2 separate regions of the Homo sapiens genome follow, and region 1 is linked to region 2. Evidence: chromatin loops called from intact Hi-C (ENCODE). Cell type or tissue: PC-3. All regions are shown on one strand. Each heading gives the region's core, and the rest is flanking DNA. Links, peaks and the distances in the headings are about the cores only.

Region 1 (16,076 bases), core at 13,577-16,076, 240 kb after region 2:
TTTTTGCATATTTAGTAGAGACGGGGTTTCTTCAGGTTGGTCAGGCTGGTCTTGAACTCCCGACCTCAGGTGATCTGCCCACTTTGGCCTTCCAAAGTACTGGGATTACAGGCATGAGCCACTGTGCCCGGCCAAAAAAAAATCATTATTTTTTTTTTTCCTTGAGACGGAGTCTCGCTCTGTAACCAAGGCTGGAGTGCAGTGGTGTGATCTCGGCTCACTGCAAGCTCCGCCTCCTGGGTTCACGCTATTCTCCTGCCTTAGCCTCCAGAGTAGCTGGGACTACAGGCGCCTGCCACCATGCCCGGCTAATTTTTTTTGTATTTTTTAGTAGAGACGGGGTTTCACCGTGTTAACCAGAATGGTCTTGATCTCCTGACCTTGTGATCCGCCCCCCTCAGCCTCCCAAAGTGCTGGGATTACAGGCGTTGAGCCACCGCGCCCTGCCGAAAAAAAATTTTTTTTAAGAGTCAGTGTCTCACTCTATTGCCCAGGTGACAGTGCAGTGGCATGCTCCTAGCTCATGGCAGTTTTAAACTCCTGGGATCAAGCAGTCCTGCTTCAGACTCTTCAAGTAGCTAGGACTAGAAGTGCGTACCACCATGCCTGGCTACAGAGACACTAAAACAAACAAACAAACAAACAAACAAAACAAAACAAAAACAAAAAACTTTGGTTAACCCAGGCTTCCCCAAATATATTTGCCTGCAGATTTTTTTTTTTTTTTTTTTTTTTTTTTTTTTTTTTTTTTTAACATTAGACCTTTCACCATCCAGTGGAGATGACAATCTCTGGTCATGCTTTGGGAAACTCCACTCTCCTTCCAGTGAGGGGCTCTAGTAACATTTGTCACTGCCTTAAAAATGTTTCAATTTGATGTCAATTAATACTTTTTTTTTTTTTTTTTTGAGACAAGGTCTGTCTCTGTTGCCCAGGCTGGAGTGCAGTGGCATGATCTCAGCTCACTGCAACCTACACCTCCTGGGCGCAAGCCATCCTCCCCCTTAGCCTCCCGAGTAGCTGGGACTACAGGTACGCACCATCATACCTGGCAAATTTTTGTATTTTTTGTAGAGACAGGGTTTTGCCATGTTGCCCAGGCTGGTCTTGAACTTGTGAGCTCAAGCAATCCACCCACCTTGGCCTCCCAAAGTGCTGGGATTACAGGCATGAACCACTGGGCCTGGCAATACTTTCTTTCCTATTCATTAGCTCCTATTTGGAGAAGAAGTTGAGGGAGGTTCTCTTTAAAAATAGAGACTGTATCATCAGGGCTGCTGGGGAAAGGGAAAGAGACATTGTATCTTTGTTGGAATTTGGGCTTTCTAAGAGGAGGAGTAGAAACTATGCTGGTGGTTATGGTGGTTGTGGGATGAACAACAGGATGGATGTCCAGATGGACCAAGTCAGCCCTCTATTGTAATTCCTGGATGAAAGCTTGAAGGACCTAATCTCAAGAACACCAATGATCCTACTGTCCTCCTATATATATGAACAGAGATGGGAGGATGTTCTCTGGTTATTTAATAAAGGCCAGCCACAAACAAGGCACCATACTAGGTTTCATGCGCGTCCATGTGAAATCACCAAACAGGCTTTGTGTGAGCAATAAAGCTTTTTAATCACCTGGGTGCAGGCAGGCTGAATCCGAAAAGAGTCAGATAAGGGAGATAGGGGTGGGGCTGTTTTATAGGATTTTGGTAGGTAGTGGAAAATTACAGTCAAAGGGGGTTGTTCTCTGGCTGGCTGGGGTGGGGGTCACAAGGTGCTCAGTGGGGGAGCTTTTGAGTCAGGATGAGCCAGGAGAAGGAATTTCACAAGGTAATGTCACCAGTTAAGGCAGGAACTGGCCATTTTCACTTCTTTTGTGATTCTTTACTTGCTTCAGGCCATCTGGATGTATATATGCAGGCTTGGGCTCAGAGATCTGACATTCCTGTCTTCTTATATTGATAAGAAAAATAAAATAAAATAGTGTTGAAGTGTTGGGGCAGCAATAACTTTTGGGGGGTGGTATGGAGATATAATGGGCGATGTTTCTCAGGGCTGCTTCAAGCGGGATTAGGGGAGGCGTGGGAACCTAGAGTGGGAGAGATTAAGCTGAAGGAAGATTTTGTGATAAGGGGTGATATTGTGGGGTTGTTAGAAGAAACACTTGTTGTATAGAATGATTGGTGATGGCCTGGGTGCGGTTTTGTATGAATTGAAAAACTAAACGGAAGACACAAGGTCCGAATAAGAGGAGAAAAACAGGTATTAAAGGACTAACAATTGGGAGGACCCAGGACATCCAATTAGAGAGTGCCCAAGGAGGTTCAGCATAGCCCTGCCAGTAAAGATTATTTATTTACTTTAAGAGGGAGTTAAGAGTGGTGGGCGGTTTGGGGATAGCACCAGGAGATATCAGCTGTGATGGCTTGGAGAAACAGTGTAAACCGGCAGTGTAAACAAGAGCAGGGCATGTATGAGTAGTTGAGAACGGTGAATAGGATTATGACTAGACAGAAGATAGTAGGGATGACAAGTTTTTGGGGCACAGCCCAAGTTGGGCTGGTGTCTGGAATGAGACGGGGGCCTAATAAAAAGGAGTGTCTATACAGGAGCTCAAATGGGCTGTAACCTGTAGCATTCCGAGGACAGGCCCGAATTTTGAGAAGGGAAAGTGGTAAAAGTATTGTCTAGTCATTTTTTAGTTGGTGGCTGAGCTTGGTGAGGTGCGTTTTTAAAAGACCATTAGTCCATTCTACCTTTTCTGAAGATTGAGGATGGTAAGAGGTATGAGGGTTTCACTGAATACCAAGAGCCTGAGAAACTGCTTGGGTGATTTAACTAGTAAAGGCCGGTCCGTTATTGGACTGTATAGAGGTGGGAAGGCCAAACCAAGGAATTATGTCTTACAGAAAGGAAGAAATGACCGCAGTAGCCTTTTCAGACCCTGTGGGAAAGGCCTCTACCCACCCAGACCAAGAGGTATTTTAGTTTCCTGACTCGAGGCATGTGAGTAAAGTCAATTTGCCAGTCCTGGGCAGGGGCAAATCCCCGAGCTTGATGTGTAGGGAAGGGAGGGGGCCTGAACAATCCCTGAGGAGTAGTAGAATAGCAGATGGAACACTGAGAAGTGATTTCCTTGAGGATAGATTTCCACGGTGGAAAGGAAATGAGAGGTTCTAAGAGGCGGGCTAGTGGCTTGTAACCTACATGGAAGAGGCTATGAAATGACGACAGAATAGAATCGGCCTGTGAGGCTGGAAGGAGATATTTTCTTTTTTTTTCTTTTTGTTTTTTTTTTTTTAAATAAGAGAGATTTTATTTTATTTATTTATTTTTTTGAGACAGAGTCTTGCTCCTGTAACCCATGCTGGAGTGCAGTGGCATGATCTTGGCTCACTGCAACCTCAGCCTACTGAGTTCAAGGGATTCTCCTGTCTCAGCCTCCTGAGTAGCTGGGATTACAGGCACCCACCAGGAAGGAGATATTTTCCTTGGTTCAAGAACCATTTGCCTTGTGTGGGAAGAGATTGATAGGTGGAAGTTTCAGTAGGGGAGTAGGTAGGAGTGACCGATGAGAAGGAGAAAAACTGGCCTTGAGGGACGAAGTTGTACTCTAGCTGCTTTTTTAGCTACCTTATCAGCATAAGCGTTGCCCTGAGCGATGGGATCTGACGCCTTTTGACGGCCCTTGCAGTGAATGACTCCAGCTTCCTTTGGAAGTAAAGCAGCCTTGAGAAGAGTTTTTATTAAAGAGGAATTAATGATGGAGGACCCTTGCGTAGTGAGGAAACCTCTTTCTGCCCTTATAACAGCATGGTGGTGCAGAATATAGAAGGCATATTTAGAGTCAGTATAAATATTGATGCGTAGTCCTTTTGCAAGAGTGAGGGCTCTAGTTAAGGCAATGAGTTCGGCTTGCTGAGAGGTAGTGGAGGGGGGCAGAAAGTATGTGCATCTGGTGTGAGGAAGAAAATAGATTTTGGAAGTTATGAGAACTGTAGAGAGTGAGTTGAGCACAGTTTGTGATTTTGAGGGCCTCTAAAAGTATTAAAACAGAGGCAGCTGCCGCATGCAGACATGAGGGCTAGGCTAAAACAGTAAGCTCAAGTTGTTTGGATAAAAAGGCCACAGGGAGCGGTCCCAGTCCTTGTGTAAGAATTTCGACCACACAGCCCTGCACTTCGGCTGTGTGTAATGAAAAAGGGTTGGGATGAGTCAGGGAGAGCTAGTGTGGAAGCATTCTCTAATGCTGTCTTCAAGGAACGGAAAGAGGAGTGGGAAAAGGATTTAGGATCTATGGCATCAGCTAGGTTTTCTTTTGTGAGTTTACATAATGGTTTTGTTAGGATGGCAAAACCAGGTATCCAAAGGTAAAAGTATCCAACCATGCCCAGGAAGGAAAGGAGTTGTTGTTTTGTAGAAGGGGTTGGGGTTTGAGAGATCAGTTGGACAGGATCGGCAGGGAGAGCACCTGTGTTTTTATGAAGAATTATGCCGAGATAGGTAACAGATTAAGAAATTCGGGCTTGACTGAAGTAATGGGGGCTGTCTGTGAAGCCTTGTGGCAGTACAGCCCAGGTAATTTGCCGAGCCTGATGGTGTCAGGGTCAGTCCAAGTGAAAGCGAAGACAGGCTGGGATGAAGGGTGCAAAGGAATAGTAAAGAAAGCATGTTTGCCACACAGAACAGAATAATGGGTTGTGGAGGGAGGTATTGAGGATAGGAGAGTATATGGGTTTGGCACCATGGGGTGGATAGGCAAGATAATTTGGTTGATAAGGTGCAGATCCTGAACTAACCTGTAAGACTTGTCTGGTTTTTGGATAGGTAAAATGGGGGGATTGTAAGGAGAGTTTATAGGCTTTAAAAGGCCACACTGTAACAGGCAAGTGATAACAGGCTTTACTCCTTTTAAAGGCTGCTGTGGGATGGGATATTGGCGTTGAGTTGGGTAAGGGTGATTAGGTTTTAATGGAATGATAAGGGGTGCATGATCGGTCACCATGGATGGAGTAGAGGTGTCCTATACTTGTGGATTAAGGTGGTGAGATACAAGGGGAGGATGTGAAGGAGTGTTTGAACTGGGGAAAAGGGTGGCAATGAGGTGTGGCTGTAGCCTAGGAATAGTCAGGGAAGCAGATAATTTAGTTAAAATGTCTCAGCCTAATAAGGGAACTGGGCAGGTGGGGATAACTAAAAAGGAGTGCATAAAAGAATATTGTCCAAGTTGGCACCAGAGTTGGGGAGTTTTAAGAGGTTTAGAAGCCTGGCCATCAATAACCATAACAGTCATGGGGCAAGGGAAATAGGCCCTTGAAAAGAAGGTAATGTGGAGTGGGTAGCCTCCGTATTGATTAAGAAGGGGACGGACTTACCCTCCACTGTAAGAGTTACCCAAAGCGTATGTGATGGTCCAGGAAGCTTCTGAGGTGATTGGGCAGCATCAATCTTCAGCCGCTAAGCTGAGATGATCTGGGAAGGAGTCAGTCAGAGAGCGTTGGGCCAGAGTTCCAGTGGCTCTGGGAGTGGCTGCCGGGTGAGTTGGAGAGTCCAATTTCCAGTGGGTACCTGCACAGATGGGGCACAGCTTAGGAGGAATCCTGGGCTGTGGGCATTCCTTGGCCCAGTGGCCAGATTTCCAGCACTTGAAGCAAGTTCCTGGTGGAGGTGGTCCTGGAGGAATGCCTGGCCACTGCGGTTTATGTGTTTGGAAGTTCCTGTGTGCTGGAGATGTGGCTGGGGTTTCTCCCACACTGGAGGCAAGGAATTGCAACTCAGAAATATGTTGCTACTTGGCTGCCTCTACTCTATTATTGTACACCTTGAAGGTGAGGTTAATTAAGTCCTGTTGTGGGGTTTGAGGGCTGGAATTTAATTTTTGGAGTTTTATTTAATGTTGGGAGCGGATTGGGTAATAACATGTATATTGAGAATAAGACGGCCCTTGACCTTTTAGGGTCTAGGGCTGTAAAGCGTCTCAGGGTTGCTGCCAGATGAGCCATGAACTGGGCTGGGTTTTTATATTTGATGAAAAAGAGCCTAAACGCTAACTGATTTTGGAGAGGTTGGATAAAGAAAAAGGAGCATTAACCTTGACTATGCCTGTAGTTCCAGCTACCATTTTAAGAGGAAATTGCTGGGCTGGTGGGGGAGGGCACATAACGAAACTGTAAGCTGGACTGGGTGTGAGGAGGGGAGGTGATCAAAAGATTATAGAGTGGGGGAGCAGAGCTGAGGAAGAATTGGGACCTGGCTTGGCCTGGTGAGGAGCAGCCTGGGGAGGAGGGCAGAGGTCAGATGGGTCCATAAAAAAGGAAGATTGGAAAGACTCAGCAACACTTGGGGTTGGGACTGAGGGGACAGGCAGGAGGGAAAGAAGGAAGATTTGGGAGGAGCTGCATTGGGAACAGAGACTAGGGACGGACCGATGTGTAAAAGAATGCCTGTATGTCAGGCACCTCAGACCGTTTGCCCATTTTATGACAAGAATTATCTAGATCTTGTAGGATGGAAAAATCGAAAGTGCCGTTTTCTTGCTATTTGGAACCACTGTCGAGTTTGTACTGGGGTTAAGCAGCATTGCAGAAGAAAATAAGGCATTTAGGTTTTAGGTCAGGTGTGAGTTGAAGAGGTTTTAAGTTCTTGAGAACACAGGCTAAGGGAGAAGAAGGAGGAATGGAGGGTGGAAGCCTGCCTATAGTGAAGGAGGCAAGTCCAGAGAAAAGAGAAGGTAGAGACATGGAGAGAAGGGGTGGGGGATGCTTGCCCCCCAGGAAAGTGGAGAAGGGGTGGGGGGTGCTTGCCCCCCAGGAAAGTAGAGAGAAAAGAGAGGGTAGAGACACAGAGAGAAAGGGTGGGGGGTGCTTGACCCCCAAAAAGTGGTGCTTGCCACTAAGGGTGAAGGATCAAGGCAGGCGTCCCCATGGTGATCAGACACCTCTGAAATGTGGGTGAATAATCAAGCAGGCGTCCCCACAGTAATTAAACACCAAGGGAAGACTTTCTTTCCGAGTCCGTGACTGGAGCCGGCGTTTTGGGTTCACGGATAAAACGCATCTCCTCTGTCTCTACCAGAAAAGGAAAGAAACTGAAAATAAGAGAAGGGAGAAATTGAAGTGTGGCACCAAGATTGAAAGGAGAAAGAGGTTGAGGGATAGTGAGAGAGGTTGGAGAAGAGAGTAAAGAGAGGCTGCTTACCGGATATAAAATTGGTGAGATGTTCCTTGGGCTGGTTGGCCTGAGGACCAGAGGTTGTAGGTGGATCTTTCTCATGGAGTAAAGAGCAGGAGGACAGGGGATTGATCTTCCAAGGGAGGTCCCCCGATTCGAGTCATGGCACCAAATTTCAGATGCGTCTGTATGAAGAGACCACCAAACAGGCTTTGTGTGAGCAATAAAGCTTTCTAATCACCTGGCTGCCGGCGGGCTGTGTCCGAAAAGAGAGTCAGAGAAGGGAGACAGGGGTGGGGCTGTTTTACAGGATTTGGGTAGGTAGTGGAAAATTACAGTCAAAGGGGGTTGTTCTCTGGCTGGCTGGGGTGGGGGTCACAAGGTGCTCAGTGGGGGAGCTTTTGAGCCAGGATGAGCCAGGAGAAGGAATTTCACAAGGTAATGTCACCAGTTAAGGGAGGAACCAGCCATTTTCACTTCTTTTGTGATTCTTCACTTGCTTCAGGCCATCTGGACGTATACGTGCAGGCTTGGGCTCAGAGGCCTAACACTAGGCTAGGGCTTTGTGGGGAGAGGATGTCTTGTGCTTATAGCTCCTACATGTGGGCTCTGTCCAGCACACATCTCTACCCCTAGCAGCCACAGTGCCCTTGAGGGAAGGTTCTGAGTACAATCTCGGACAGCCCATAGCAGCCACTGACTCAGCTGATTCTCAGGAAAAAGGCACTGAATCTGACACAGTTTGGAACCTGGCAGCCCCTTCTCAAAACTCCAGACCCTCCTCCTTGGTCCCATCTCATTAGCTTCCTCGGTTTCCTGCCTGGCCCAGGGAAGGAGTCACTCTCATGACACTGTGAACCAAAAGTATCTGAGAGAGATCTCAATAAATTTAGAAAGTTTATTTTGCCAAGTTTAAGTTCGTGCCTGTGACACAGCCTTAGGAGTTCTGACAACATGTTTTCAAGGTGGTTGGGGCACAGCTTGATTTTATACTACATTTTAGGGAGACATGAGATATCAATCAATATACGTAAGATGTACATTGGTTCAGTCCAGAAAGGCCGGGCTACTCGAAGTCAAAGAAGGGGGCTTCTAGGTCATAGGTAGATAAAAGAAAAATGGTTGCATTCTTTTGAGTCTCTGATTAGTCTTTCACTGAATACACAATTTACATGTGAGAGGTGGATAGAGGAGTAATCACTTATGCCTTAGTCTGGCTTTGTGAATCTGCATTTTTACATAAACAATAAGGCAGAGGACGTGATCAGATATGCATTTGTCTCAGGTGAGCGGAGCTATAACTTTGAGTTCTGTCTGTTTTCTGGTACCTATGAAGATAAGCTATCAGTTTACATTGCCAGGGTGAAATTAAACAGAGCTCTTTTAGGGTAAAGATCTTGAATCCCACAAGAAATTTCCTTGTGACAAATTATGAGGGAGGTATGTAGCTTTTTATCTTTGTAGCTATCTTACTTAGGAATAAAATGGGAGGCAGGTTTGCTTGACATAATTCCCAGCTTGACTCTTCCCCGGGCTTAGTGACTTTGGGGTCCTGAGATTTATTTTCCTTTCACAACACCTTAGAGCAGCTTTAGCTCTACTTTTACTGATACAAGCTACCAACTGCTCAGCAAGCCACCCAAAATGAATGCATAATTCAAAAAAGGGAAAAGGCACACTCCCTTGTTCCCCTAAGACACATTTCAGATAGCTGTCCCTAAGCCCCTGCTGCATAAAATGCCTAAAACTTTGTTGCCCTCCTCCTTCCCTACTTTGTTCCTCTCCTCCTTCCCTTTCTCTCACCTCCCCAGCCCTGGAGACCTTCTTGTCTGGTCTTTATCCTAGAGCTGACATGCCTAGGTCAATGAATGCTTACATTTTTTTTTTTTTTTTTTTTGAGACGGAGTCTTGCTCTGTCGCCCAGGCTGGAGTGCAGTGGTGCGATCCCAGCTCACTGCAAAGTCTGCCTCCCAGGTTCAAGCAATTCTCTGCCTCAGCCTCCTAAGTAGCTGGGATTACAGGCACCCGCCACCACGCCTGGCTAATTTTTGTATTTTTAGTAGAGATGGGGTTTCACCATGTTGGCCAGGATGGTCTCAAACTCCTGACCTCGTGATCCACCCGCCTCAGCCTCCCAAAGTGCTGGGATTACAGGAGTGAGCCACTGCCCCCGACCCGAATGCTTACAGTTTTCATCTAAGGTCTCTTATGCCTGTGCTTCATGCCCACATCCGCCAGCATATCTACCCTCTGCCCCCAGGAGTATTTCTTTTAGCATCTCAACACTTGGTCCCACATGAGAAGGAAACAAGAGAAGGCAGGAGACAGTCTCAGTAGGGGAGGCTGAGGTAAGCTTCCCAGAGTAGAAGCCATATGTTATACCCCTTCTGAACCCCTTCCTGCTCCTCTTGTGTCCAGCACATGGTGGGCAGGAGGCTGATGGCAGTAAGAATCCACTCCATCTTTGCTGGATGACTGATGGTGATTTTCCACTGTCAGCACTAAACAGTCAGAAGCTCTGCAGAGGCAGCTTGGGCCCCTTTCTTCACGCTCTCTTGAAACTCCTGTGCTGAGCTAGCAGCAGCCTCACCATAGCCTGCCAAGTTCTCAGCTCTGTTAGGGCCAGCCTGGAAGGGACCTGAAGAAAAAGATTCTGCCTGTTTTTGTTCTGTGCAGATATGGTCGGGGTGATTCTAGTAACCAGGCACAGCTCCAGACACACACACACACACACACACACACACACACACACACACACACACAGAGTTAAATGAGCAACTATAGTGTGCCAGGTAAATGAGAGCAAAGTGGCCAGGGATAATCATGGAAGGGATGATATGCCAATATGTCAACTAATAGTAAGATGCAGACTGTTGGAAAATGAAATTTTCTTTAGAGAAATAGCCAGGAATGTAATAGAATCCCCCTTTAAGCACTCTTTTAAGGGCAGTGTGGCACACTGCAAAAAGCAAGTCCTAGTTCTTGTATGGTTTCTCAGCTGACTAGCTGATCAGTCTTGGGAATGTTAAATTCTGAGCCTCACTTTTATTATCTGTAAAATGGGGGTGACCATCATTTCTTTCTTGTGGGATAAAAGTGAGATAATAAATTGCAGTAAGGGAGAGTGCACACTATGAGGAATCGGGGAACCTCAGTAAGACAGTGTTAGGAATGACTTATAGGATTTGGATTTAAGTGATTTTGGGGAGGGTCTAAGGAAGTGGGGCTTTACTCTTGATTGGATGCTGTCAGGAAGCAGGGTAGTTCTATAATTGGGTATTTCAATAAGTGCTATCTATAAGGACGGATGATTAGAGCAAAGATAAAGATGTAATTAAAGAAGAAGCAGCCATTCATATTCCCCAGAATAGAGGGAAGTTTGATCACGTTTATGGTTTAAACACTGTTTATGTTTTATCTGTGTTCAGATCTGATTACACAGTGGTGTTGTTATGTCTTGATCCATCATGGTCACGGAGTGGCCTTGTCTGATGTTGATATTCTGTGAAATTGTTTAGCAGTAGAACAGTAAGTCCCAACTGATAGGGCCAGGCCAGGTCCTAGCTGACAGGGGGCTGCTTGTTTCTTTCTTAGTGCCTCCCTTATAGCCAAGGGCCGACAAAGTCAAGCTGCAGATAATTAATCAATGATATACAGGTTTTCACCATTGCCAAGATTTTGCTGATCAGGAGGTTGTTTAGAGAATGTAATCTGGGCCTGCATGGTGACTCACGCCTGTAATCCCAGCATTTTGGAAGGCCGAGGCGGGCAGATTGCTTGAGCTCAGGAGTTTGAGACCAGCCTGGGCAACATGACGAAAACTCATCTCTACAAAAATACAAAAAATTAGCCAAGCGTGGTGGCTTGTGCCTGTAGTCTCAGCCACTTGGGAGGCTGGGGTGGGAGGATCACATGGGATCCGTAGGCAGAGGTTGCAGTGAGCTGAGATCACGCCACTGCACTCCAGCCTAGGTGACAGAGTGAGACCCTGTCTTGGGGAAAAAAAAAAAAGAGGTTGTAATTTGTAGTAGGACTAGAATAAGTCTGTTCTGCTCATTATGTTGCAGGATGAGCCTTTTCAGATTCTGAGCCCTTTCAGAATTCTCAGAAATCTTGAGGAAGACACTGGACTTCCCTGGTAAGGGGTAACATGGAACTTGAACCAATTATATTTGAACTGGAATGGACAGGATGACACTCTGCTGACATTTGGCTTACTTGTGCACTTAGGGCAGGGCAAGCACAGCATAGGTGCTCAATGTTAGTTTTGTCTGAATTTTCATTTTGTTAACGCCTGTAATATTCCTTCCAGAGGAGGCTGTAAGCTCTCTCAGAACAAGGGTTGCATCCGGAAACCATCTCATTTCTCTGTTTTCCCCTCGATGTCTGGCAAAGTGCTAGATACAGGATAAGAAGAGAAAAGAAAAGACAAAGGTCTGCAACTAAGTAATTTTTTTTTTTTTTGAGAGAGGGTCTCACTTTTTTGCCCAGGCTGGAGTGCAGTGGCACAATGAGGGCTCACTGCAACCTTGACCTCTCGGGCTCAAGTGATCCTCCCACATCAGCTTCTGAGTAGCTGGGACTACAGGCATGCACCATGACGCCCAGCTAATCTTTAAATTTTTTGTAGAGACGGGGGTCTCACTATGTTGCCCAGGTTGGTCTTGAACTCCTGGCCTCAAGTGATCCTCCTCCCTTAGGCTTCCCAAAGTGTTGGGATTACAGGTGTGAGCCACTGTGCCTGGTGGCCTCTAAGTATTAACAGGGAATTGCCATTTACTGTGCTATGTCCCAGGCTGAGGGGGGATATGAACCCAATTTGGCTACCTACAAAGCCTAAACTCCTAACCATTATGGATTATGTATCCTGCTTCAGGACCCATCTCATCTTGCCTTGCCCCAGATGATCCTCCCCAGAACAAAGCATGACTGGGGTGCCCAGGGCAGGCTCACAAGATGAAGAGATTGAGGGCTGAGATGCAGAGAAGAAGGTGTGTCCATAGGGAACATGATTTCCTGTGTGAGATTTCCCTAGCCATTCTCGTGGCTCACACCCCAAAAGCCAGCTTGTCTTGCCACAGCAGACTGCCCTTGCCTGTAGGGCTGCCGGATTCACTAATAAAAATACAAGGCATTCAGTTAAATTAGACTTTCAGACAAACAATGAGCAATTTCTCAGTATAAGTATGACCCATCCAGTATTTCGGATATACTTAAATGATTATTCATTGTTTATCTGAAAGTCAAATTTAATTGAGTTGAGCATCATGTATTTTATCTGACAACCCTACTTGCCTGGGCGTGATATTTCAAAGAGCAGAGGAATGGGGGGCTTTGGGGACTTCCCATTTAGTGATTTCAGCAAGGGGAACCTAACACCTGCTTTTGTTGTTGGCAGCCCTTGAGGCAACTGCTTCAAGCACAATGCTTAAGGCAGTGTTCCAGTGCTGGTGTAGGCTGACCAACTTGTTTTGGTTTTCCCAGGCCGTACCCATTTTTAGCACTGAAAGTCCCACATCTTGGGATCTCTTCGTTCCTGGCAAACCGGGATGATTGGTGATTGGTCACCCTAGTGATAGACATACCCAGAGGTGCTGGTGGAGATGTTAGAAGACAACAAATACACAAAGAAACTGCTAGGTGTGTCTCAAAGAGTCTCAACATTTCTTCAAAGCACATATCCTTGGCTCCATTTTAAAGATAGGCAGGTTCAGGGGAAGTATAGGAATCCTGGATCTGAAAGGTGTTGGTTCTAGAGATCACTAAAGTTCAGCCTCTATTTTTTAAATGCTTATCAAACATTTGCAGAGATACTCTGTCACCCCATCTGGTGATTATTATTATTATTGTTATTATACTTGAGCATAGGCACTATGGTAAGAATTTTATGTTCAGTATCTTGTGTAATCTTTTTTTTTTTTTTTTTTTGAGATCTGTCGGAGCGCAGTGGCACCATCTCGCCTCACTGTAACCTCTGCCTTCCAGGTTCAAGCACTTCTTGTGCCTCAACCTCCCGAGCAGCTGGAATTACAGGCATGCACCACCATGCCTGGCTAATTTTTATAGTTTTAGTAGAGACAGGGTTTCACCATGTTGACTAGTTACTGACTAATTTGGAACCCCACTGATCCTACAAACTGCCGGAAGTTTGCCTCTGCCCTGGGTTTCAAATAGCGGCCTCCTACTTAACCTGAGAAGTGTAGAAGGTTGAAAACTTGGGCTACAGCAGCCCGAAGCCTGTCCATCCTCCCCCAGCCCCCGGCTGTTGTTGCTCAGGGCAAAGGCTCTCTATTCACACATTTTTTCACAGCAGAACAACCTCCCAAGCAACTTCCAAGCAATAAGAGTCTGGAGACAGGCATTCTCTAGAGATGGCTCTGGTCTTTGCTTGCTAGGTGCCATTGGGAAAATTGTCTCAGTATCCCATCAGTCAAATTGAACAAATAACATTGGTTCCCCAGAAATAATACTAGTTTTATTTCTACTTTGCTCAGAAATCACATCAAACAAGCATCCTCCCTGCAGGGGCAACCCTGCAAAAGCTGGCCAAGTTTTTATGTTGGTGGAGGTGGGTTCTGTGGACAGCTTGTTTCTTCACATTGCTAGTAGCTATGTGGTGCTCCTCAGGCATTCTTTAGCTGAGATTTTTCATGTGATTATTTTGGCTTCCAGGCTACTCTTTACTCCATCCCAAGCCACGGGCATCTCCCCCTCACAAATACACCCCATGGCCTGCCCCTATCCATCCTCCCATTGTTCCTTGAACCTTCAGGAAAGGCAGAAGATCACCCTCCACTCTCTACCCCTGTCTGCCAGCTCAAAGTATGTGACATCTCTGGCCCTCAGCCCTCGGTTCTCTTGGCCAGAAAGGCATAGTCTAGCCAATCGGCATGAAGTTGGGTGTGGAAAGTTCTAGCCACAGTACATAGGACATAATATACTGCCTGCCTGCCAGCCAGCCAGTCTTCTATGCCAGGGCTAGGAAAGCTGCCTTCCAAAATTTGGTCTGGGAAGACATTATCCTGGGAATGAGAAGCAAAGCCTCAGCTCTAGAAGCCCAAATAATAGCAGATGACCCAGGCTTTCACTGGTACGCGCTTCTCTCTTCCCCTTTATGTTCTTCTCTGTGCTCAGGGAGAAGTTGGCCACTAGATTGGGCACTTGATCCCTTATCTAGTTTTTCCTGGGAGAAATTCACTGGACTTCTCTGAGTTTTAGAGTTCAGTCTACACAATGAAGCAAGGAGAACCCACTTGATCTGTGGCCTTCAATAATCTGATACTATGGGATCATAGAGCAGAGAGTGGAGGTAATATTCAAGTGTTTTCGAGTTATTTGCAAGAAAGCTGCACAGTCAAACCAAGCCATGATCAAGGGGGCCCAGATTCTCTGAGGTACCATCAGAATTGCATGAAGCAAACTGTTTACGAGTTTTATACAATCCTGCATTGTTCCCACAGGCACCCAGTACAGGCAGCAGGCTGCACCAAGAAGGCTGGCAGTGCCTCTTGAGGAATCCCTTGGCAGTGCAGGAGCCTAGCTGGACTCAAGAATATTTTGCCAAGGGCACCCAGCAGAACCAATGGAAGCAGAATCACAGAAATAGGTGGGGGTATGTAGATAAAAATGGGCTCTGGAGGACCTGGGAAGATACCCTATGAGGTCTGTAGGGAGCCCTCAGGAAAGGTCTGCTGACGAGGTACTGAGGCAGAGTGTCGGGATGTACAGAGCAATGAGAACACACTAGATTCTAGGGAGTTGGGAACCTTAAGGCACTGGGATGAGTGAGACACGGTCACCTGGCTGGGTCCCTTTTCTGGCCCTGGGCATAAGAACAAGCATAAGAACAAGGCGAAGACAGGGAATGTGGAGAGAGAAAAAGGAAACAGAGACAGACACATAGAGAGAAACAGAGACAGAGACAGGTAACAGAGACAAAGAGATTGAGACTTGGGGAGAGGATAGAATGAATATTAAGGCAATGGAGATGGAAGAAAGGAGAAGAGAAATGTGTGTTAAGGGAATGTGGTTGATAAATTGGTATCTGTGGGTTTATTGGGAACACATATTTTCTTTCCAGTAGAGTTGCTGTCCCCAGAGCTGCTGCTGAGAACTCAGGGGAAGCTTTGTGAGAGGGCTCAGTCTGAGTGATGTCCCCTGTGTGGAGAGCTGTCTCATCTATTCGAGCTGTGAAGGATCATTTGCCTCATCCTCTAAATCTGAACTCCCAAAGTTTGGGCTCACTCCTGCCATCTGATGAGCTGAGGAGACACATTTGGCGATTTCTTGCTCTTGGTCCTCCCCCTTCTCCAGGGCCATTCCGACAGTGACCATCCAGAAGTTTATTGCTGGCTCAATCCTACAGTTGAGCTTCCAAAGCAGGCATAGTCTGTGGCTGGCGAGCAGGGCTGGGGAGGGCGAGGGGCTCTAGGACCCTTTTCCATCAGTCACATGGCCTTAGTCTCGTCTGCTCTGGAAAGCTACTATTATACCGTTTTGCAAGGGGCAGCATTTCCAGAGATCCTTTTTTCTTGGGGCTGATACAAGAGCAAAGGATCTAGAGTTCTAGTACTCTAAGCAAGCCTCAAACGGTGCAGGATTTGGCCCCAGTGGGCCCACAGGGGCATCTGCCAAAGACTCGTCCATTTCCTAACAGCAGAGCCCAAGCCAGTAACATGTCCAAAGTCACAGCCCAAAGAGAAAACTGTAAGACACAATCTTGCCTTTCTCCCACCCCAGGAAGGTACTAGTCTCTGCTCAGTATCTCCCTCCTCTTCTCTCCTCTCCCAAGGCAAAATCACAGGAAAAGTTCCAGGAGACCATACCTTCCTTCTCCGGAGTCTTCCAACAGGTGCCCCTCTTATTATATGCCAGCCAGTTGTTTTAAAGGCCATCCATGGGAGGACACCGGCCTC
Region 2 (16,316 bases), core at 6,038-8,537:
TATCAACATTCTCTCAATTTCTTAACACAAGTGATTGCATCAGAGGCTTATCCTATAGAGAGAGATTGGAATTATGTTCTAAATTGCAAGAATAGATAGAAAAGCATATTTTATGAAAACTTCCCTTGAAAATCCCATCAAGAAGGAATTAATGGGATGTTCAGAAATATATACCCACACATAAACTAACACGTAGACTATAGTGAAAATTATAACAAAGCCCCCTGCCAAGCCTTCACAATCTGTGATCTGAGAACAGATCACAGAAAATGAAGAAAAGGTCACCAAAACCATAATGTTTTAGATAACCACTTGTGCTTAACAAAATGTCCCCAAACAATAGCTATTTATTATCTCTCGGGATTCTATGAATTGACTGGGCTTTGCTGGGTGTTTTCTATTCTGTGTGGTGTCTGTCACCTGGGGCTGCAGTCATCAGCACGCTACACTTGCCTGGGACATCCAAGAGAGCTCACTCACATGGATAGCGAATGGTGCTGGCATCTGCTGGGAGCTCAGCTGGGACTGTTGCATGAAGCACCTTGGTTCAACACAGAGCCCTCTGTGAGTAGGGCTGTCAGAAAAAACAGAATACACTCAGTCAAATTTGAATTCCAGATAAACAATGAATAATTTTTTAGTGTAAATGTGATGGTGACTTTATGTGTCAACTTGGCTGGGCCACATTGTTCAAGTATCTCAACATTATTCTGCACATTCCTGCAAGGGTGTTTTTGGATAAGATCAACATTTAAATTGGTGGACTTTGGGAAAAGCAGATTGCCCTCTATAATGTGGGTGGGCCTCATCCAATCAGATGGAGGCCTGAATAGAGCAAAAATCTTAGCTCTTCTAAGCAAAAAAAAAATTCTACTAGCGGATAGCCTTCAGACTTGAACTGTAACACTGGATATTCTCTAGTCTCCAGTCTGCCAGCCCACTCTGCAGATTTTGGACTTTCAGCCTCCATAGTCATGTGAGCCAGTTCTTGAAAATTAATCTCTCTCTCACCATATACGTGTGTGTGTGTGTGTGTGTGTGTGTGTGTATACACATTAGATTGGTTCTGTTTCTCTGGATGTGACATGCAATTTTTTATTTGAATACAACTGGGCATTTTGTATTTTTATTTGCTAAATCTGGAAACCTTAGGAGAAGAGCCTCTAAATATGTAAGTTTAGTGACCATCTGAGATGACCTTCCCAATAAGTCAGGGCAGGTCATGGGACAATGAGCAGATCAGATTAAAAAAAAAAAAAGACAAAAGCTGGTAATACCTAGTGTTGGTGAAATAAAGGAGAAACAGACTTTCATATACACTATTGGTGCCACATCGAGGTATCCATTTTCTGAGGCCCATATTATTACAGCCGAATGACTTGAATGGCCTTTGTACAGAAGTCCTATTTCTACCAACAAGGGGGTTTCAGCTGAGGGTTTAGAAAAGGCTCATCAAGGCGACTCTGATGTGCATGCTGGTTAAGGGGCCCTGGTCGCAGGGGCAGGTCAAATTGACATATGAATTTCCTGCTCCAAAGAGGAAAGATAGCTTCTACTCATGGAGCAGAGTGTTTAGAGGGGCCCAGCTCCAGGTTCTTTATGTTAGTGTCTGGATTAGATCTCATGACAGCCCTGCTAGTGAGGTACCAGTATCCTCTCTTCTTCACGGATGTCTGTGACTACAAAGCACATGCTCCTAACCACAGAGCTGGATGGCAAAGAGGTTGCTCAGCAGGTCCACTACCAGAACTTGCCAGCCTAGGCACCTTGAGTTGCTGGTGGCAGATCTTTAGCATCAGGACATATATTGTTAAGGAGCTTAATATCTGTTCTCCTTGTGTTTACCCTCTGTATTAGTCCGTTTTCACACTGCTATGAAGAACTTCCCTGAGACTAGGTAATTTAAAGGAAAGAGGTTTAATTAACTCACAGTTACACATGGCTGGGTGGGCGTGTGTGGGGGAGCTCAGGAAACTTACAATCATGGAGATATGTGAAGGAGAAGCAAGTACCTTCTTCACAAGGCGGCAAGAAAAGATAGAGTGTGAAGAGGAAAGTGCCAAACACTTATAAAACCATCAGCTCTTGTGAGAACTCACTCACTATCATGAGAACAGCATGGGGGAACCACTCCCATGATCCAATCACCTCCCACCACATTCCTCCCTCAACACCTGGGGATTACAATTCAAGATGAGACTTGGGTGGGGACCCAAAGCCAAACCATATCACCCTCCCTGCATTTCCAGAACAACAACAAAAAAAAGACTTGGGCCTCTTTCCCCCTGTCTCAGGGAAGGTTTATAGCAGGGCTAGAAGCAGAAGCTGTCTGAAGCCAGTGTTTGCTTCATCCTGTGTGAAAACTTAAACTTAAGGAAAGGATTGGACTGCTTGTACTTGGCAGGGAGGGGAAGGGTCCTGAGGACACAGAGAAGGGAGAAGAAGAGAGATTTCTCCAATGCAGGGATGAGGTCAGAGGTCTACAGGTCCCTCCAGGAGTAGGGACCTGAGCATTGCTCCATGTCAATGCGGAGAAGCTCCGTATATGGTTCATCAAGGCTGGGCATTCAGCCATGAGACAGATTCTCCTGTTTGGTTGGAAGGATAGATAGCTCAGGGTCAGGAATGGGGCTGGGGCTGAAGGTAACAAACCAGCTAGGGAAATGGTCAGCTCAGCCCTCAGCAGTAGGGACACATGAGTGATAATGACAGGGGCCTCCCAGGCTGTATCTGGAGGATATGTTTCCACAAATGATTATTTTTGGTCAAAGAGCATGACTATTTTTAGTATATACTGTCTAGTTGAAAGTTAAAATCTCTTTACTAATGAATATCCCAACCAACTACAAGATGAGAGCACCTGTTTCTCTAGATTTGTGCAATAATGGGTTTCCCAACTTTATTAATATTTGCTACTTTTATATCCTATCACTATAATGTTAAAATACTTTTCATTTTTCTCCATTGATATCCACATAAATGGCATATTTCACATGTGCATTTCTAAACACAAACATAACAGTCCTACTTTATGCCTCAGAATATGTCCTGGAATAATTCTAGAGTTTGATGAGAAAACCTGAAAAGTGAGTTTGTATCTATGCTGTGTCCTGTTTACATTGAAATTGTGGAGTCATAAAAATCCTATACACTGCTGCAGGAGGACAAAACGGTACAGAGTATATTTGCAGATATACTCGGCAACATATATGAGAGAAGCAAGCATAGCCCCATCAACTGCTGCCCTCTCAGGTCTGCACTGCAGAGAGTCTCTGGCACGGGTGCAAGAATGGTCATGGCAGCATGGCCAAAATATCAAAACAGCCCCAAAGTCACCTTATTAGAGACATCTCAGAAACAATATTTTTAGAAGAAAAAATTTCAATAAGTGTTTGCTACGGTTTGGATGTTTGTCTCCTCCAAACCTCATGTTGAAATTTGGTCCCCAGTGTTGGAGGTGGAGCCTAACAGGAAGTGTTTGGGTCATGGGGGTAGATCCTTCATGAAAGTCTTGGTGCCAACCTTGCTGTGATGAGTGAGTGCTTGCTCTATTAGTTCCCACAAGAGCTTGTTGTTGAAAAGAGCCCAGCACCTCCCATCTCTTTCCCCTCTCCTGCCATATGATCTCTGCACAAGCCAGCTCCCCTTGGCCTTCCGTCGTGAGTGGTAGCTTCCTGAGAACCTCATCAGAAGCAGATGCCTAATCTTGAACTTTCCAACCATCAAAATTGTTAGCCACATAACAATTTTATTATGTTTTGTTTTGTTTTTTTTCTTTATAAGTTATGCAGCCTCAGATATTCCTTTTTAACAATACTAAACGGACTAAGATAGTAGTATAAAAATATATAGTTTATTCCATTTACCCATCAGGAGAGCAGTGTGAAGAAAATATGGTGAGTCCCATCTCACAGATTATCAAGCTCTGGCTCACAGAGACTAAGATCCTCTACAGATAAGTGGCAGAATGGCAATGAGGTTCCATCTCTTGCCCCCCACCCCCAGCAGCTTCCCATTTGGAAGATGATAATTTTACACTTCCCCAGTATTGTGCCCTAAGGGTACTCACTCAACAGCCCTTCACGTTGAAGAAAAGGACGGTGGAGATGAAATCCTGCCCTTTGGGCCATGAGGCATAGCTGTGGGATCATATGGATTACCAGGTTTCTGAGGTTAACTGTGGGGTGAAATAAAGAAACATGTGGAACAAGAAAGAACAGCGAAGAGAACAGAAAACAGCAGGCCCTCCAGGGATCACCTCTACCTCTCTCTGTCTTTGCTCCTTTCCCCACCCCATTTGTCCCCTGCTCTTTGTGACAGTATGGGATGTAACAGGAATCCAAGGTACTCTGAGAGACGACCGAAAGATGGGAAGACCCAGACCATGAGAAGGGTGAATCAGGCAGCACAAGTCTTGGAGCCTGTGCCCTGGGTGTTGGCTCACCCACCAGGCACTCCATCTCTACCTGCTTCTGTGTGCCTCACCATTACTCTACCACACAGCAATGAAGCTCCCACATAACAGAAATATGCACTTTCTAAGGGAGGCTAGCAGGAGAAGTGACTTACCCCTCAGTCAAGAATGTCCCAGAGTTACTGGTTTGGGTTTGGTGCCAGGATGCAGAGAGATCTCCAGTATCTCTTGCTCCAGTGTCCTGTCCAGCAGACATAGTATAAGGTTTTCATCAAGCCCCTCAGGAGCGCAAAGGAAACATATTTCTGTCATATACAACAGGGTGGGGGGAAAATAGGAGGTAGGAAAAACTATGAAACAGTAAGAAATGGGGTGAGTGATGACTTCATCCCTGTACCCCAAACTCCACTCATGGGGTCCATGACTCAGTTGGATGGAGATGGTAGAACCGCTTTCTTCCCTTCCCCCAGGCCCAGCAGGGTGCTCATTCCACCACATAGAAATGACAGTGACTCACAGTGAAATTAGAAACATGTGTTTTCCTTCTTCTCTCCATATGCTCTCTCGATACAGGAAAAATAGTTACTGTACACTGGAGAAACATGACAAACACCATCCTTAACCAAATGATGAAGGTTAACATCACCAGTGACATCATGCAGGCATCGTATACTCCCAGATATGATGCGACAAGAAGGGCACCGGAACTAGTGGTATTCCTTCTCAAAATCTGTAACCACAGTCAAATCACAAGAGAAGCAACAGACTGAGCCTGTACTCCTCAAGACTGTCAGGGTTATGAAAGTCGTCTGGCAGTTCCTCAGATGAATAAACAGAGATTTACCATATGACCCAGAAATCCCAATCCTAGGTACATAGCCAAGAAAAATGAAAACCTATGTCTACATAAAAACTCGTACATAAACGTATATAACATCATCACTCATAACAGGCAAAAAGCAGAAATCATCTAAATGACCATCAATAGACAGATGGATAAACAAAATGTGGTATATCCTTAGAATAGAATATTATTCAGCCTTTAAAAAATGAATGAATTCTGCTACATGCTACAATACACATGAACCCTAAAAACATCATGCTAAGTGAAAGATGCAAAAGACCAAATACGGCATGATTCCATTTATATGAATGTCCAGGATGAACAAATCCACAGACACACAAAGCATAACTGTGGTTCCAAGAGCTGAGGATAGGTGCAGGTTTAACTGCATTGAAGCACAATGGGAGTTTTGGGGACAATTGAAATTTCTGAAACTCAATTATGGTGATGGTTGTACAACTCTATACATTTAATAAAAATCACCAACCTTAAAATGAATGGGTTCCATTGTCTATAAATAATATTGCAAGAAATTTGTTTAAAAAATATTGGCCAAGGCTTCTATTGTACCACAGGAATGACCAAAATTTTTCATAAAAAGGCCTTGATGCACATGTCTTATATAAACACGAATGTACATAAAGCTGTAGCTGTATCCCAGCCCTGACTCTACGTCCTGTGTTCCTCCAATGACCTTTCCCCCACCCCACATGCTACCTGAAGTCTAATTCAGGTCTGATCATTTTCATGTCTTCCAAATGTTGGGATGGCTTGAGAGTGGGACCACAACAGGGTCCCGGGCCTTCCCTCTGTGACAGGATGCCAGCATTATTACTTTCCTCACCCCTCTCCAAACTTTTTCACATTGTTCCACTTTGGGGAGCCTAAATGGCACAACATTCTGGGTGTCAGCATGACAATACTTATCAAAAGGTTACATAGGTGCATACACTAAGCACCAACAATTTCCTTTTTAAAAGTTTAACTTCAGGATGTAGTGAAGGATGTTGATAAGGGTCTGGTTATAAGGACTGCCATCCTAACAATACCCTCTCTTCACTGCTAGACCTGAATTTAGAAAGGGAGACCAAACAGGATGCAAAACCATGAAGAGGCAGAAGGAAGCAGAGGCAAGTGTGGTTGTCAGCACACACACACTTGCACACATTCACACACACTCCCCCACATTCATGCGCTAATTGGGTTCTATTATCACAATACTAGAATTTTTCTAAGACAGTTTGCTGTGTTCCAAGAGGACACATTCAGCTCAGTGCAAACAGCCACAGGAACTGTGCCCTTCAGCAGAGCACAGACCTTGAAAAGATGCCAGTGTAGATTAAAGGAAATATCAGGACACTCTGAATAACATAGGGTTGTGAAAATTGATTATGTCACATCCATAGGATGGAATTCTAGGAGGCAGTAAAAATAAGTTATAATGAAAACAATGATGAGAGATGATTTCTTGCCTAACCAGTTATCAATAATCAACATTATTTCCAGTGTGTGAGCAGACACTTTCATACCATATTAGTAGGAATATATATGAGTAATAATGTTATCATGTATTGTGTTAATATAAAACTTTATAGATTTCATAATAAAAGAGCATTTTGACAATCTCATAAAGAAATTCTTACAAATACATTTGCATATATGTGAGCAAGGATGTTATGTTTGCTACTGTTTATAATAAAACATGGTAAAGGAACTACATTTTTATCTCAAAGTGAAATAAATGTGGTACCATCCATAAGATGAAACATCCAGTTGATGGCAAAAATAAAAACTAAAATTATGTTGTAAAGTAATTTAAAATGTTATGGTAGACATGTATTTTCATGGAAAAATTGTCATAATAAAGTCAAAGGCAGGTTACAAAGATCATAAGTAGCCAGGATCCATTTTTGCTCATATCCATCTACAGCTATTTTTGCAGAGGACTCAAAGCATACAAATAAAAATAATATTTTTCTTGCTCCCACATAAAGCCTTCTCCTCAGCATAGTGAGAGGCTGCACTTTGTTTGGAGGCCATAAATATTCTTTTAGCCTGGAATTGCTCCATTTTCCATCCAGACTTCCAGAAAACTCCATAGAGTGGGCTTGGGCCAAACTGCTCCTTCCCACCTTCCTGCTCAGACGTAAAAGCTGCAGTTCAGGCTTCTGTCACGAGGGGGCACCAACGTACCTTCATAATCAAACCTCTACAAAGACGTTTACGCAATGAGCGAAAAAATAAAATACCCTCCACTAAAACCCAGTCTATGAACCTATGGACAGAATGATTCTAATTCTTCCAGAAAAAAATTGATAGGTGTAAAAGAACACTGCAAAAACATGTACTCCATGGCGTCTATACAATGAAACACCACGTACGAGGAGCGAGCCTTGGCAGTCCTTAGCAGGCTGGTGTAGCGCAAACCAGGGCAGCGGGAGGTGAGTGGAAGAGAATGGGGGCACTGGAATGGGGTCTGGACGGCTGTGTCCATAGCGTCCCGGAGAGGGCATGCCTGAGAGGAGGTCTGGGAAGCCTGTTCAGGTGTGGGGTAATGGAGAGTGAACAACCTACACCCTGGGAGGGACCACTCTACAGTATGGACACCTCAAACTGCACTAACAAAGGAAGAAATAAATCAATGAATGAGATGTGGATTTAGGGTCAACAGCAAATGGACCTGCTTTAATATACATGTGAATTTTCCAAAGAAAACTTACAGTAAACAAACAATTCCAAGACATTTGCCACTCTTTGAAAAATGTACTCTTTTTCATTAGAAAAAGGAAAATAATAATGGAGTTAGATATCACGTCGGGCCAGAGTCAGGATTGCAGCTCTGAGAGTTTCAGACTAGGGGGTTCATCAACTGGGAGGGACAGATGGAGGTTAGGAGCTTGGCTGAAAACTTCAGTATCAGCCAAAGTTTTCTGGAATTATTCACCTAATGGTAGCAATCTCCCTGTATCTTTCATTTTCCTGTATATCTAAAAGCAAGATTAGTTCTAGACCACCAACCTCTAAATTGAAGGTAAAACTGTACCTGTCAGTGTGTATTTGGAGTAATTTAGCTGGAGGAGACACAGATACAAACACACACACATGTAGAAACACAGTCAATTCGATTTTTATCTATTTTGTTTCACTATAAAATCGAATACATTGAATGTTTTCACAAATTAGTGAATACATGTATACAATTCTTTTGTCAGTCTCTTCATAAGGATTTTTTGTGTTCAAGTTTTTATCAAAATACTCTTCTCCTTAATATAAAGTTTCAAAAAATATGCAAAATTATACTCAAAAATAGGAATTTTATCCTGCATCTCTCACAGACCTGACTCCTGCCCCCTGACCCCAAAAGGTCTGCTGTCCCTAGGATGGCACATACTCTCCAGACGTGTCCCTGTGAGATGCACATAAACGCGTTCACCACCCCCCCCCACACACACACATTGTCTTCTCCAAAAGTGCAATCACAGTTCTCATCTTGTCATTTCCACTTATTATAATTTATCAGGATTTTAAAATATTTGCATCTTATTAGTTCTTGTGGTTTTTGCATATTTAATATGTTTATTGTCCATGTATATACTTATTTGAATTTTCTGTTGAAATCATTGCCAATTGTTTTGTTAATGAGTATGTTTCACAAATCACAGACACCAACCCAACATCTGAGACGTAGTTTGAAAATGTTTTCTCCCCTGTTTTAATACAATGGTTACTGGGTTTTTATCTTTCACTTGGAAAATGTTTTAAATTTCCATAATGGGACTTAATAATTATACATGTCATAATTGAAAAACAAAAAACATTCCAAAACACCTGGGGAGCACGTACTGTCAGCCTGGAGGGAGATTAGAGCATTCAGAAACCTGGAGGCATCAAGAGAAAATGATAAATCTTTAGAGTATTCCAGAGTTAGCTGCTGGTCAGGAGATAACAAAGTTTCTCCTGGATTGCAAAAACTCCCCTAAAGGCAGCACCCTGATCTGAATAATGGTCATAATAATGGGTACCTTGGATAGCAGTTAAGATTAAAGGAGGCTAGTTAAGGTGGTTCATGCCTGTAATCCCAGTGCTTTGGGATACCATGGAGGGAGGATCTCTTGAGGCCAGGAATTCAAGACAAGCCTGGGCAACATAGCAAGACCTTGTCTCTACCAAAAAAAGAAAAAAAAAAAGATTAAAGCAGATAAAATATAAAGTGCATTGGCTTACAGTAGTTCAGTGCATGTTACTTTCCTTCCCTCCAGCTCTCCTCTCCCAAGGCCAACACCTGAGCTTCTGCCTGAGCCCACTCGCCACCTCAGGGATCAGCCAACTCATGTGGCCCTACACCCAGGTCTCTTGGTACAAAGGACAAGATTTCATCTCCTCTGTCATCTTCATCACCCAGAGGGGTTGTGGAGTGGAGGACCCGTGGGGCCACAATAGCAGGGGAGTGGAATTTGGCCATTTTTCAAGCCCTGGAAGCCCATCTTCTAGAAGGGAAGCTGCCCAGGGTCCTCTAGGGAGGGCGAAGGATGGAACCTCATTCCAATCCTGCCACTTACCTGGGGAGATGACTTAGACTCTGTGAGCCTGAGTTAGTCATCTGTGAAATGGGACTGACCATACCATCCTTACAGAGCTGTCCTGAGGGGTTAATGAGAAAACCTGTGGAGAATATATAGCATGGAGTGGGACTTCAATGGCCCTTTAAATGCTGAGACACAGAAGTGGGGGCTGGCTGAGCCTCAGGGCTAAGGCAGGCATTGTAAAAAGTTATTTTTCATTGTTTCTCTCCTAATGAGAACACAGACATCCATATAAGGAAAGCAAATCTCTCTCTGATATGCCTTGAGTTCAAAGTTTTAGAGACAGAATGTTCTCTACATTCTTGGGTGTTTTCTAATCTCATAAAAGCTGTTCAGCATCATGCCTCTGAGCAGACCCAAATCCACTTCCCCATACTCAGAAGGAAAAAAAAATGATAGGGGTAAAAAACAAGACTGTAAAAACATATGCTCCAGGAAATCCATGCCATGAAACACCAGGTAGCTCTAGTGCATCTTGGCAGTCACCAGTCGTCATTGGTCAGTGCAGGGCAGGCAGGAGGTGGCTGAGAGTGGATGGGTCACTGATATAGGACCTGGGCAGCTTGTTCATAGTGTCCAGGAGAGAAGATGACTGAGAGGGGTTGGGAGAAGGCCTGGGAAGCCTGTACAGGGGTGCAGTAATGAAGAATGCAACACCCTGCTCTCTGGGAGGAACCTATCCACTTTATGGACACCTCAACCTACACCGTGGAGGGAAGAGATAAATTAATGAATATGATGTAGATTTGGGGTCAACAGCAAATGGACCTGCTTTAATATGTGAATTTTCCAAATAGAACTGGTGTCAGAGTAAACAAATCACTTCATAACATTTGTTACTCTTAGCAAAATGTACTCCCTTTTCATTAATAAAAGAACAAAAGACATGGAGATAGCTGTGATGCCTCCTGGTAGCCAAAGACAGGATTGCAGCATTGAGAGTCAGACCAGAGGCTCAGCAGGGAAGGGAGAGGGATTGAGGTTGGAAGTTAGCTTCACTATATCAGCCAGAGGTTTTTTTGAATTATTGATCTAATGATAGCAGTCTCCTTGTATTCATCATGTTCTAGGATATATAAAACTCAGATTGGTTGCAGCTCCCATCTGAATTAAAGATAATGCTACATCTGTGAGTGTGTATATGGGGTGACAGAGCTAGAGGACACACACACACACACAGATTCAATTAAATTTTTTATTTCTTTCATAATATAACACAATGAATTCTTTTTCAAATTAATGAAAATATGTGCATATTATCTTTGACAATCAGTTCAAAACTATCTTGTGTTCAAATTTTTATCAAAATATTTGTATTCCCAAATACTGAATTTTAAACAATATATGAGTACATTCATAAATTGAAATTAATCTGCACTCTCACTGGTCCAACTCCCACCCTTTGATTCCAAGGGGTCTACTGTCCCTAGGATGGTGCATACTCTCCAGATGTGCTCCTGTGAGGTGCACATGAACACATTCACACACACACGCGCACACACAAACACACACATATTGTCTGTTCCAAATGTGCAATCACGTCCTCATCTTTTGTATCTTGTTGTTTCCAATTATTATAAATTCTCAGGATTTTAAAATATTTGCATCTCATTAGTTCTTGTGGTTTCTGTGTTTTCTAATATTTATTGTTCACATATATACTTATTTGAATTATCTGTTGAAATTGTTGCCAATCATTTTGTTACTATGTTTCACAAATCACAGACACCAACCCAATATCTGAGATGTAGTTTGAAAATGTTTTCTCCCTTAATACAATTGTTACTGGTTTTTTATTTTTCATTTGGAAAGCATTTTAAATTTCCATAATGAGACTTAAAAAATTATACATGTCATAATTTAAAAAGAAAAAACTTTGGAAAATACCTGGGGAGCCCGTACTGTCAGCCAGGAGGGAGATTAGAGCATTCAGAGACCTGGAGGCATCAAGAGAAAATGATAAAACTTTAGAGTATTCCAGAGTTAGCAGCTGGTCAGGAGATAAAGTTTTCTCCTCGATTCACAAAAACTCCCCTAAAGGCAGCACCCTCATCTGAATAATGGGTACCTTGGATAGCAATTAAGATTCAAGGAGGCCAGGTGAGGTGGTACATGCCTGTAATCCCAGCACTTTGGAAGGCTGATGTGGGAGGATCACTTGAGGTCAGGAATTCAAGACAAGCCTGGGCAACATAGTGAGACACTGTTTCTACCAAAACAGACAAAAACAAAAAGATTAAAGGAGATGAAATATAGAGTGCATTTGCTTTCAGTAGTTCAGTGCATGTTACTTTCCTTCTCTCCTGCTCACCCGTCCCAAGGCCAACACCTGAGCTTCTGACTGAGCCCACTCACCACTTCAGGGATCAGCCAATTCATGCGGCCTAACAACCAGGTCTCTCAGCACAAGGGGCAGGATATCATCTCTCTGTCTTCTTCCTCACCCAGAGGGGCTGTGGAGTGAGGATGCATGAGGCCATAATAGCAGGGCAATGGAATCTGACCGTTTCTCAATCCCTGGATGCCCATCTTTTAAAAGGGAGGCTGCTCAGGGTCCTCTAGGGAGGGTGAGAGATGGAACCTCATTCCAGTCCTGCCACTTTAGGTGGTTTAGACTCTGTGAGTCTGAGCCTGATTATCTGTGAAATTGGACTGACCATACCATCCTTACAGAGCTGTCCTGAGGGGTTAATGAGAAAACCTCTTGAGAGTATATAGCAAGGAGTGGGACTTCAATGGCCCTTTAAATGCTGAGACACAGAAATGGGGGCTGGCTAAGCCTCAAGGCTAAGGCAGGCATTGTGAAAAGTTATTTTTCATTGTTTCTCTCCTAATGAGAACACAGACATCCATATAAGGAAGGCAAATCTCTCTCTGATATGCCTTGAGTTCAAAGTTTTAGAAACAGAATGTTCTCTACATTCTTGGGTGCTTCATAATCTCATAAAAGCTGGCCAACATCAGGCCTTTCAGCAGACCCAGTTCCCAATGCTGGGAACATGGGCATGTTTTTGAACTCACCTGGTGAGCTCAGATATCAATCACAGCAGAGAAGCAAGGTGTGGTATTTGCCTAAGGGCTGCTCCTGACTGCTCAGTATATGAATATATTTGCAGAAAAAAATGTGGCCCCATCCACAGTCATCAGTATAGGGGTCCTCAGATCATGCATTATCCAGCCACAGCACGCCAGAATTTCAGCTGCCTGCTGCCTCCCTGAGAGGTAAAAGTCCAAGAGTTATGAGCATTTCTTTCACACAGTTTTCCCACTTTTAATTACTAATAACTAAATCTGCATTGCACTCAAAGCCCATAGTATTCCAATGGAGGTGTCTCATTAACTCCATAATGAGATGGTAGTAGGGAAATAAATACGTGGGCAACTTCAAGGTTACATCTGAGATTAGAGAGCTCCTTTACATTAGTTTTTGAATGTACTTAAGTTTAAAGGAATTGAAGATTTTAAAATATCCCTCCTTAACCCCTTATTACCCATTCAGCAATAGGATATTTAATTCATTCTCTCTCTGTCTCTCCCTACCCCTCCTTCAAATTCAAGGTACCAAAAACAGTTCTCTACAGTCTCTGTTAACATCGTTCACTTTATTGACTCCTTATCCCCCTACCATGGCTTCTGTTCCTTGATTGCAACGAACAGGCTCTCCAAGATCACAAACCACCTTTTGTCACTAAGTCCAGTGTTTGCATAAATGTGTAACTATATTAAAATACTTAGTATTACTTTTAATGACCTCCTAAAATATGCTCACTGTGCAGACTGCTTTCACTTAACAAATTTGTGACAGCTTCCAGGCTCTGGAGCAACATGTACTGGACACAAATCCAAGCTGACCTACTCCTTAACTGTGTAGTCTTGGGCAAAGTCATTCTCTCTGTCCCTCAGTTTTTCGTCTATAAAACAGAGATTAGCCACAATATCTATCTCGTAAGGGAGCTATGAGCAGTGAATGACTCAATACATATAAAAATCACTTGGTACAAGAAATTTTAGTCAATTTAAAAATTTCTTTAATGTGTCACTGATATTACTATCTTTATAGCCATAACAATATAAGACATAGACTGGTGTTTATTTACAATTAATGACATTTTAGATATTATTGACATTTAGATATTGTTTAGATGTTGTTAGTGAGTATATTAGTTTCCTAGGGTTGCCACAACAAATTACCACAAAATTTGTGGCTTTAAACAGCAGAAATTTATTTTCTTACAGTTATGGAGACCAGAAGCCTGATGTCAAGGTTTTGACAGGGTCACACTCCCTATGAAGACTTGGGAGGATAATTTTTTTCTTGCCTCTTCCAGCTTCTGATGACTCATAGCTTTCCCTGGCTTATGGCAGCATAACTCCAATCTCTGCCTCCTTCTTCACATGAGCTTCTTTCCTGTGTATGTTAAACCTCCCCATCCTCTCTGTTACAAGGACACTAGTCATTAGATTTAGGGCCCACACTAAATCCAGAATCATCTCATCTTGAGATCCTAAATTATATGTGCAATGACTCTATTTCCAAATAATATCACATTCACAGGTACTAAGGGCTAAGGCTTGGACATATATTGTTGGAGGATATTATCCAACCCACTATATTGACACAGGCAGGTTAAAAAACTAAAATGAGATCTTATCTTTTTCATATAAATATATAAATGCATCCATACATGCATAAGCATATACATTCCTACATGAGAAAACTTCTAAGAAAATAATGCAGATGAAAACATTAGCAGGTCTTATCTTTAGGTGTTATGTTTGAGGAATGGTTATTTTATTTTATGTCCTATGTTTTCACTTTTTTAACTGTAATAAACACCTATTGGTCTTATAAATATACAAAAGGATAAAATCACTGGGAAACATAACCATTCTCTGCTCCACCTACAGCAAAGCCCCTCCACTCAGAATAGGAACGTCTTTTGAGAAACAGGAAGGGAGACAAGATGCTGGTCAGCCCCTTCCACAGTATTCCAGGACACATTTCCCCAAATTCCAAATCACATTCATTTTTTCAATATTTTAAATCTCTGCTTAGTCAAATGGGGGAAGACATAGTATCTTAATTTCATGTATTTTGCTTTATTCTGATAAATAATAAGGTTGGTGTTCTCATATGAGAGGCAGTGGCATATACTGATTACATGTAGGAGCTCAGGAGCCACACTGCCTGTGTTCAAATTGAAGTCTCAGCACTTGCTAGCCCTGCCCTCACTATGCCTCAGTTCCCTTATGTTTAAAGTCAGACAACAACAGTGCCTCATCATATAATGTGGTGAGGATTAAATGATTAAGTATATGTTTAGCACCTGCGACAGTATCAGGCATTGAGGAAATCACAATAAACATTAGCTATTATTATTATTATTATTATTATTATTATTATTATTATTATACCTGAATAGACCATTACTGTTTCTATGGCCATTTTTGTTATTATGTGGATTTATATTGATTGATATAGATTGACCTTCAAAATATGTTTTTCATAAAAAGGCAGTTTATAAAGCTGTAAGTAGGATATTATCTGATTTTTGTTTTAAGTATAGTTACATTTGCATAGTAAAACTTCTGGAAAAATGTTTATTTCTCTTAGTCCATTTTCTGATGCTATAACAGAATACCAGAGACTGGATAATTTATAAAGGAAAGAAATGTATTTCTCACTGTTCTGAAGGCTGGCAAGTCCAACAGCACAGTGCTGGCATCTGGCAAGGGTCATCCCATGATGGAAGTGTGGAAAGTAGAAGTGAGTGCAGAAGACAGAGGAAACCAGGCTGAAGTCATTCTTTTATTAGAAGCTTATTATCACAATAATGGCATTAATTCATTCATGAGGCTAGAGCTATCATAACCTAATCACCTCTCAAAGGCCCCACCTCTCCACACTGTTATAATGTCAATAAAATTTTAATATGAGTTTTGGAAGGGACATTCAAACCATAGCAATATTCAAAAGTTAACAGTTCTTATCCATGAGTAATAGAATTTTTAGGGTTTCTAATGATATTTTTCCTTTTGTGCATTTTCCAACAAAAGCATGTTAGGTTTGGAAGTGAGAAAAATAATCTAAAAAAAAAAAAAAAATCTCCAGTCCTTCCCATAGGAAAATGGCTTAGCATCAGAATGAGGAACATCCCTAAGCCAAAGGAACTAGGTAATATGGTTGTCACAAAACTAATGTATCAATCTATCCACATGATAGCTTCAGGAAAAGCTGAGCAGCATCAGGGAAATTACAGCCCCAACTGAGTAGCTTCAGCGACATTACAGATGCCCAGGGAAAGGAGAAGCATGTTTCTCAAATGAACCTTACATTTTGCTGTCAGACAATGTCTCTTCTTCCTAGGATTTTAGTGAAGGTCATGAAATGAAAATGAAATGAAAGTAGTTTCATAACATGCTTGATACAGTTTGGATATTTGTCTCCTCCAAATCTCAAGTTGAAATGTGATCT

The links. Hi-C counts contacts between places; a loop is a spot of excess contacts. Peaks named below come from ENCODE experiments on the same cell type or tissue, not always from the same donor. Only the 100,000 strongest peaks of a DNase experiment are listed, where the experiment ranks them.
Region 1: it touches region 2 in a loop (16-fold over the local background); 20 of 110 quality-filtered maps call a loop at or near these places.

The regions. Positions count from the first base shown.
Region 1 is chrX:103,759,596-103,775,671 of GRCh38, forward strand. No RefSeq gene overlaps it. Among named protein-coding and RNA genes, the nearest start is that of PLP1, 9.2 kb to the right of the region's middle. RefSeq lists enhancers at 6,296-6,947, 7,600-8,251. In PC-3, for the core only: CTCF peaks have their summits at 14,692 and 14,891; a DNase peak (open chromatin) is centred at 14,656.
Region 2 is chrX:103,526,179-103,542,494 of GRCh38, forward strand. It overlaps LINC02589 (long intergenic non-protein coding RNA 2589), which reads right to left. Exons shown (of 6, transcript NR_131237.1): 2 at 12,863-13,056; 3 at 11,958-12,050; 4 at 11,729-11,778; 5 at 4,932-5,006; 6 at 4,589-4,719. Among named protein-coding and RNA genes, the nearest start is that of RAB40A, 15 kb to the left of the region's middle. RefSeq lists an enhancer at 7,489-7,558. In PC-3, for the core only: a CTCF peak has its summit at 7,434 (motif pointing right); a DNase peak (open chromatin) is centred at 7,443; H3K4me3 peaks cover 485 bases.